Linked DNA regions of Homo sapiens: region 1 is linked to region 2. A link is an interaction called in ENCODE POLR2A ChIA-PET data of the cell type or tissue named here. Cell type or tissue: GM12878. All regions are shown on one strand. Links, peaks and the distances in the headings refer to the core of each region. The heading gives the core; the rest is flanking DNA. Region 1 overlaps ICA1 (islet cell autoantigen 1). Region 2 overlaps GLCCI1 (glucocorticoid induced 1).

The links. Peaks named below come from ENCODE experiments on the same cell type or tissue, not always from the same donor. Only the 100,000 strongest peaks of a DNase experiment are listed, where the experiment ranks them.
Region 1: POLR2A ChIA-PET joins it to region 2 with 5 read pairs; 5 of 35 experiments call an interaction of 5 or more read pairs at or near these places.

The regions. Positions count from the first base shown.
Region 1 is chr7:8,124,478-8,126,977 of GRCh38, reverse strand. The region is part of intron 13 of ICA1 (islet cell autoantigen 1); the gene reads left to right. Among named protein-coding and RNA genes, the nearest start is that of ICA1, 140 kb to the left of the region's middle. RefSeq lists a silencer at 698-757 and an enhancer at 1,354-2,146. In GM12878, for the core only: no CTCF peak of the experiment used is centred there; a DNase peak (open chromatin) is centred at 967; H3K27ac peaks cover 2,205 bases.
Region 2 is chr7:8,071,836-8,078,517 of GRCh38, reverse strand. The region is part of intron 6 of GLCCI1 (glucocorticoid induced 1); the gene reads right to left. Among named protein-coding and RNA genes, the nearest start is that of GLCCI1, 110 kb to the right of the region's middle. In GM12878, for the core only: no CTCF peak of the experiment used is centred there; no DNase peak of the experiment used is centred there.

The sequences.
Region 1 (2,500 bases), core at 1-2,500, 51 kb before region 2:
TGCTGGAGGGGTTGTCAACATCAGTAAGGGTTCAAGGTACACCAACCAAGTGCTGGCTGAGAATTGCTAGCATTGGAACACATTGGTTGACAGTGCAAAGCCTGAAACTCATGTTGAAATTTAAATTTTTGAGTTTCTAAACACACAGGCTTCTGAAAGGAAACCATTTTTTAGTATTTCAACACTTTTTCCTTCTTTCATGTGACTTTAATTGTAAAACAGGAATCACTTAAGAAATTATCAAACTGTTTTGGTTTTTCTATGAATTTAGGCTGTCTCCCTAATAAACAGCATGTTTATCTGGCACTTAAAGCTGAGAACAAAACGGTAAAGCTGGAACAATTAAGTAATTATGGGCTATTAAAACCTCAGGTCTTTGGAGATGAGATCATGGACACAAGAGTTGGTGGGCAAGACAAAAAAAAAAGTCTTTTTTTTTAAATGAAATACATGACTCCTTTTATCTTCCTTTGGGAGTCTTATTTCATAGCCATTTCATTTATTTGCAGTAATGGAGGTAGAGATAGCAGGGATAAATGAAATCCAAAAATGTTTCTCCACCCTGAGTTTCACCCCAGGTTTCACCACCTCATTCACGGGAGCTGCAAATGAGTAAGGCTGCCAACTGACTAGAGTTTCATCCCCACCCACCTGTGGTGGAGGTGCTAAGAAGCCCTGAGAGAGTCGAGGCAGAGCCCAGATCCTCAAGTGATATCTTAGGGCTGCTGAGGACTCCCCAGCAGTGTTGCAGAACGAACCCCACTCAGATCCTCAGCTTTGGAAACAAGAGCCCCTACTAACCACAGGGAATGGTTGCAACTGTGTTGCTGCTTAGCCAGGGTGGCTGAGTGTCAGTCATTGTAAGAGCCCATGCACACACATCAGCAGACAGCCAAGAAGTCAGAGCTCCTCGCCCACTTCCTGAGCAGGCAAAGTGAGAGAAGTTCATCTCAGTGCCCACAGTGGGGCTGCCAGACTATGCCTGAGAGCTGTGACAAGGGCAGCGGCCATGGGGAATTGCACTTCAGCCTTGCCCCATATACACGGGAAAGGCACCAAACCACACTGAGGTCTAAGGAGGGAGGTGTTCTGGGAGGGAGAGAGAAACACAAGCTCATGCTACGGAAAGAGAAACAGGAACTGCAAAGGGAGGCCATTTGTTACTCAGGCCAACAACATCTCATTTGAGGTTGCCATCCTACTAGCACTTTAGCAAGTCTCTCATTCAGTCAACAAATATTTACCGGGTCCCACTGTGTGCCAGGCACTGGGAATTCAGCTGAGGACAAAACAGACAAGGCTGTCTGCTGTCCTGGAGCCCACATTGTAACAGGATGCAGACAGGCAGTGAATAATAAGCATAATAATAAGCAAATCGCATAGTAGGCTAGAAAGTGATCGATGTTAGGGAGAAAAGGAAAAAGTAGAGCCTGGGGATAATGGAGTGTTGGGGCTCTCAGGGTAGTAGGTCAGGCTGCAGAGCTGAGTAGGTTCTTACTGGGAAGATGAGATCTGAGCAGAGACTTGCAGGAGGTGAGAATGAACCATGTGGAGCTCTGGGCAGAGGGAACAACCTGTGCCAATGCCCTAAGGTGAGGATATGCCTGGCACAGTGAAGGGTCTTCAGGAAGGACACTTGGCTGGAGCTGACTAAGCAAGGGGGAGGGATGCTCAGAGGATGCAGAGGCGGAGGCCAGGCCACACAGGGACTCATAGCTGTTGGAAGAACTTAGACCTTTTTTCAGCCCAAGTAAAATTGGGAGCCATCACAGGATCTTGAGCCAAAGAGAAACATGATCTGATTTCCTATTTAAAAGGGTCATTCTGTCTGCTAGAAGTTTTATTTCCTCTGCTGGGATTCTATCAAGGTCAGTGTTAAAGGAGTTACCACCCGGGCAAGGTGGCTCATACCTGTAATCCCAGCACTTTAGGAGGCGGAGGTGGGCAGATGGCTTGAGGTCAGGAGTTTGAGACCAGCCTGGCCAACATGGTGAAACTCTGTCTCTACTAAAAATACAAAAATTAGCTGGGTGTGGTGGTGTGCACCTGTAGGTCCAGCTACTCGGGAGGCTGAGGCAGGAGAATCATTTGAATCCAGGAGGTAGAGGTTGCAGTGAGCTGAGATCACGCCACTACACTCCAGTCTGGGTGACAGAGTGAGGGAGACTCTGTCTCTGAAAAAAAAAAAAATGTTGAGTTAACTTGTAACTACTGTACTATTTCCTTTGCATGCAAACAGCTGCCAATGGAATACCTACAGAACTGAAATGATAGGAGGAAAAAAAGCCAAACCTAAGTGGTTGAAACAAGCAGACCATTCAGCTTCTGCCACACTTACAGATTCCCAGCAGGTGCTCCCAGTTCAGGGATCCTTCAACACGTGTTTGTTACAAATGAAGGATGGACATTATGCTTCCATGACTGATCATGTCAAATTCTGCCTTCTATTCTTCTATTAGGACCCTCAATCCCCTCAAAAAAGAGGAAAGGATGAATGTTA
Region 2 (6,682 bases), core at 2,350-4,849:
GTAGAATGAATTATATACATATATCACCTAGAAATATATAAACTTTTATTAGGGGTACAGATTCAAAATTGCTGACAAGGGTGTGGAATAAATCAAGTTTGAAAATCACAAGACTAGACTATTAACATGGCTACTTATCTTGCCCTCCTACTGCCTCTACTTCTGTGTCAACGTGAGTTATAGTTCTTAAATGTGAAGCTGGTCCTATCCTTTAGCTGACAAAAGATCTTTCCTTGGCTTTTCTTTCTCTTAGCAAAGCTTACAAGGACTCTTATGAAATAGTGGCCTTTTTTTTTTTTTTTTTTTTTTAAGACGGAGTCTCGCACTGTCGCCCAGGCTGGAGTGCAGTGGTGTGATCTCGGTTCATGCCATTCTCCTGCCTCAGCCTCCCGAGTAGCTGGGACTACAGGTGCCCGCCACCACGCCCGGCTCATTTTTTGTATTTTTAGTAGAGACGGGGTTTCACCGTGTTAGCCAGGATGGTCTCGATTTCCTGACCTCGTTATCCGCCTGCCTTGGCCTCCCAAAGTGCTGGGATTACAGGCGTGAGCCACCGCGCCCGGCCTAAATAGTGGACTTTCTAAATCTCCAGTCTCACTGTTTTCTTCTCTCCACCATTCACCCCTATACCCCAACCGTTCAATTTCTTACTGTTCTGTACACACCGGGCCCTTTCACAGCTGAATGCCCATATAAAGACTATTCCTTCTGTAAAGGCAGCAAGATGTAATCAGGTTCCTACAAAATATCTTTGTTGGCATGTAGACGCCATGGAAATTAGCTAGGTTACTTAATTTCTCTAAGCCTCAGATTCTGGCACCTTTAATAATGACAATGTCACCTACCTAAAGGACTGTGGTAATATTGGAAATAATAAAATCACCTGAACACATTTAATCATCATAACAATTCTATGAGGCAGCTATCCCCAATTTATAGGTGAGGAGATACAGATCGATTGAGTAGCTTGTCCAAGGGCACATAATTAAGTGGCAGAGCAGGGCTTCAACCTGGCTGCCCCAGAGTCAATGTTGATTATTGTTATGCTATCTGTTTCACTAAGTTTGGGTCTATCTCAACTCCAGTGTCTTTATTAGAGATGTGAGGAGCTGACTAGATGATCAAGTTCCTTCCAATCTAATATTCTGTTTCTAATTAAAGGCTTATGGCTCAGGCAAGAGCTTCACTGGGTCTGCCTTCTGTCAGTGTCACAAGGAGATAGTGTAAGGAGTGGTCCCTATGAGTTGATACTTCTTCTCAGAGGAACACAAAAGATAATGGGGGAGGAAAACTCCAACAGATTCCCTTTTCCTTGAACCTAGGTGACACCCTATTATTTTCCACCCAGTTACTATCAGAGTTTACTGGTTACCAGCATGACCAACAGCAAGAAGGGGAAGATGAGACAGTTTTAGCAGTTACTTCCTTTCCCCTTATTTCTACAGCAAATTTGAACTTCATGGCCTCTTTCCCACCAAAAGCCTATCACTAAATTTAGCATAATCTTAGTTTAATTATTCTTGGTTTTTATTTTTATGAAGAGTATCACACACTCTTCATAAACATTAAAAGCCTAACATAAAATTTAACAATTCAAAGAAAACACATTTTCAACATAGCTATAAAAATATATCCATTAAAAAATGGGCATATCATGAACAAAGGTCTTAATACTCAAAAAAATCTCCATTAAGCACTACACCATGCTAGGCACTAGTTTATTCACTGAGAGTAAAGCACTGACCAAAATATGGTCATTTACTCTTGTTGGAGCTAACATCATGGTAAATAGACAAACAATTAAGTGAAATATATATGCAGGTATGTTAAAAATTTTTGATTTGCTTATATTCTAAACTGAGCAATAATGGCTAAAACTGAGTTGTATATTTAAGTAGTTTTGAATTATGAATAATAACTCATAGCTATCACAGTATCTGCCATTGTTAAAATTGTTAACATTTTCAGAAAGAAGGGACAATAGCATTTACTGGATACTTATTTTGTGCTGTTAGACACTGGAATGTATGTATCTTAAGATGCTTTCTTGAAAGACAGGTAAAATGACCTTAGGGACATGAATTCTAGAATAGATCAATTTTAACCTATAGACTAACTCCTTTGTTGGAATAATATCTTTATATGCTGTAATTTTACCACCAAAAGGTCCTTCTAGGATAATAAGCGCCCTAGAACCATATAAAGAGAATATTTTGATAAACGCATCCAGATTCAAAAGCAGTGATTTTTCAAGGTGTGGTAGCTCTAAGTAGTATACCCATCATATCTGCTTTTACAATATAAACCCCCAAAAGAAAAGTGCCATAAAATCTTGGCTGATTTATCTAAAAAATAGAGGGTTAAAGCATAGTAAGGGCATAGGTCAAAAAAAGGTCAAGAAATAGAGCCCTAGAGATAAATACAAGTATGTTAAAATATACGTATAAAGGAATAGGAAGATGCCAAAAGCAGTCTGTTTCAAAAGTCTGCCTAGGGTCAACCCTAGACCCTGAAAAGACAAAATTAATACTTTTGATTTTTTTCTCCTAAGACCAAGGGAGGCTCAGTCCTAACACTAAAAGTTTAGCAATACGAATATTTATGAGTTAAATCACAGAATGAGTTAAATAGGCTTACATGCATTGGCTTGGGAAACTCTATCCACATAGTGTACACTGTTCCTTCAGGAAAATATAGCTTAAATTACAAGTAATCAATTTAGGGACTCTTGGAATACAACTCTACTCAGTAGTTGGCCTGAATCAAACGATTCCATTTATTTCATGATTACAATAATCAATGTTTCCACAATATCCTGCAAAATTGCAGAATTTTATAACAACTGCATAAGTGAACTGTGCCAAAGATCAATGATAAGTAGCTGACTGAAGTCTACATTTTGTGGCTTAACCAGCACCAGTTTGGCTACCATCAAGCAACGCTGGCAGAGCTGCTTAAGAAACTAATATTCCGACACTGCCATCTGTATTATATAAATGGCTATTTTTGTTCCTTGAACTTTATTTTGGGTATGATAATGTGGAAGAATGTAAGCTACCTCTTAGGGTACATTCTGATGATGTCAAGATGAGTGCTCTCATTCTGGATCTCTGAATTCTCCACACAGAGAAGAGCAGTAGTAGTTCCTATGGCTATTAGTTAGCCTGGAAACTTTACACATGTGACCAGTGTGACCAAGTTCCCTTCAGTCTTTAGGTCACTGGAAAAATCTAGTAAAAAATCAAAACGAAACGCCAAAAACCCATTCACTTGAAACAAGTCTCTCAATAGCTGAAACTTTCTTGACAGAGTGTTTTTGTCCTGGCATTACAATCCATACAGGCAAAGAAAAAAACCAATGTGCGATGCACATTGATAATACAAAATTATTTTATAGGTCTCAAATTATACATAATTCATAGCGAATAGATGTTAGGAACACACAAAAATGATGTTAGCAAAGTCAGAAAAAGAATACGTATATAAAATGAATACTAGAAAAATAATCAGCTCACCAGCACATCCCTCATTAGGGCAGCTATTCACTGCAGCTATCCCTCTCCCCTCCATGTCTATCCAGGCTCCTACAGATGTCTGAACTAGTTACTCTACCACAGAACAAATCTCTCCACAGCAACTGCAGAACATGTAGGTACTCCAAATCAAATCAATCCTAGTTGACTTCAAAATTATATAATTAATTCTGTTTTCATAATGATGAAAAGCTCTAGGAAAGCTATACAGCTTCCTTTTATGTCTTTAATAAAAAAACACCAATTTATGATTTATTGTAGAAAACATACATTATAGGAAAGAATTAGTATCTTTTTTTTGAGATGGACTCTTGCTCTGTTGCCCAGGCTGGAATGCAGTGACGTGATCTCGGCTTGCTGCAACCTCCACCTCCCAAGTTCAAGTGATCCTCTTGTCTCAGCCTCCTAATTAGCTGAGACTGCAGCTGCATGCCACCATACCTGGCTAACTTTTTGTATTTTTAGTAGAGATGGGGTTTCACTATGTTGGCCAGGCTGGTCTTTAACTCCTGACCTCAAGTGAGCTGCCCGCCTTGACCTCCCAAAATGCTGGGATCACAGAAATAATTAGTATATTTAAAAATAGCAAAACCCAGAGTTTGGGCCTTACATAAAGAAGAAATGAGTCAGAAACTAGCCTACAGTTTGAATGACATATATTAGTTCCAGAAATTGTAAAATTTCTGGACAACTCCCTCCTTTACACTTTTAGTATTCTAAACATCACTGTATAATAGTGTATTTATAATAGTGTATTATTTGTTTACATTCCTAATTACTCCCTACTACACTATAAATTCCTTAAAGACAGATATCACATATTATTCATCTCTATTTCTCCACTCTCCAGTACAATATCTGACATACAATAAATGCTCAATAAGTGTTCCTTAAATAAACTAGAAGTATAACCTCAGTTGAAATACATAAACCTCAACTCCCAATTCTAACACACCCATGTGTGCATAGTTACATATATAAAAGGGATAGGTGCTATTTTAATTTTCTCTTTATAAAGATGGTATTTGATTTGAGAACTAGAAACCTTGTATTGCATAACAGAGAGCTACACAGTTTTCCAGGGAGTAGTAACATCAACTTGATCTTAATCACAAAGTAATGCCTCTCAGCTAAATATGGTAGATATTATGAAACTGATGTCATGGGGCTTTAATTCTCAAACTGAGGTGATCTTGTAGAAAACAGAGAAATGTCTTAAATAATTCTGAAACCCATTCTATATAACTTCTAAAGAGATTTTAAAAAAATCACTATTAAGCAACATTCATCACCACTAATTGTTTGCCATGTGCCAATAAGTTGTGCTAAGCATTTTGCTGTATCTCATGTAACCTCAATGATATGAGGAAGGTATTATTACCCTATTTTACTAAGAAATATTTTTTAACTATTAGGAAAAAAACCTTAGCTTTAGAGATGATCTGAACCAATGTTCTCATTTTACATATTAAAAAAACAAGAGGATGAATATAAAGAAATTAGTGTTATGCAGGCAGATATCTGGTATGTAGGAACAAAAGGGCACAGAGGAAAATATACCAACAAAGGCAAACTTAGGAAAAGGTCTAATCTGTCTAAGAAATGGTCAGAATTCATCTTATTAGATAATTGACACAAACTAGGCTAGGGAAGGAGGTTTTGACTAAGCTGTGTATTAAATAATTGATATTTTTTTCCTGAAAGGATTAGGGAAACTAACAGGTGATAATAAAGGTGACTATTTTTATAGCAGCAGCTACCATTCATTAAATCTTTGAGAATTAATGCAGGTTTTATGTCCAAAACTTCCCAGGATTCAAATGCATTCCTATGGTCCCAAAGCCAGTGCTACTCTTAACTTCTATGTTACAATGTCTCCTGCAAAAGACCCTGGCAGGAGAGTGACATGATTATACTTTCTCATAATAAAATTGATTATACATATTTAGGAAAAAGAGCTATTATATATTAAAGAACATGCACTGTTTGAAACTTATGATGTAAGTGAAGACCTGTGAACTACAGAAACCACTATTCACTGGGAGGCCCTGAAGGCAATCTCACAACCAGTTAACCAAAATGGAACTCATTTACCATCCTCTCAATACATTTTCTTTTTGGTTCAGCATCTCTCAATTATCCACAGTATTAAAGAAAACAGAACTCCAGACTTAACTGTCTAGCTGTACTGCCACCATTATTTCTACTTTTCATTTTTACCCCAGTTACAAGTGTTAAGTAGCAAAAGTGGCCAACCTGAACTGTACTTAATAACAAAGAATATGAGTTTGGAATGAAGACAGACTGGTTTCTCCATTTACCACCTACACAACCTAAAACAAGTTACTATTATTTATCATTTCCATTTACCTTCAAAACAAACACTCCTACTGGAAGCAAGATGTTTTATTGTGAAACATCCACATTAAAAGGTTGTGAGGAAGTGATTAAAGGTGTTTATTCTCACAGGATGCTTCAGTGAAATGAAAATTTCCTAGTCTGACATTTTAAGAAATGGAGACTTCCCACATGAAGCCAAAGACACCTGGTACTATATTCAATATATCCTTAATGAAGGAAGGGGGTCCACAAGGCCTTCAGTAATGAAAGAGTCAACAAGAAAGGGGAGAACTGTTAAGATCTACCCACATAGAAAAGCAGAGGACAAAGTCCAAAGTAGCTTCCATTTAATATCTTAGAAGAGTTAGGTATAATGATAAGTAAAAGAAGTCAGACACAAAGAATATATACCACATTATTCAATTTCTATGAAGTCTAGTAACAGGGGAAATTAAATTATAGTGATGGAAGTCAGCAAAGTGGTTACTTTCAAGTGGAGAGAGGAAGGATACTATTTGGGAAGAGGCGCAAGGGAGCCTTGTGGGATAATAAAAATCTTCTATATCTATACTTGATGTAGGTAGTGGTTTCAGGAGCACACACATATGTAAAAATTCATTTGGCTGAGCACTTATGATCTGGGCATTTTACTTACAACAATACATCAATCATAGGGGATGGGGTCAATTCAGAACAAGGACCATAAAACTCCTGCAAGATTTTATAAACTGTCTAACTTTTTATAGTTTTACAATTTTGTTGCCATTGACCTATTTCTCTATGGTGACAAGCAGTAAATTTGTTATAAA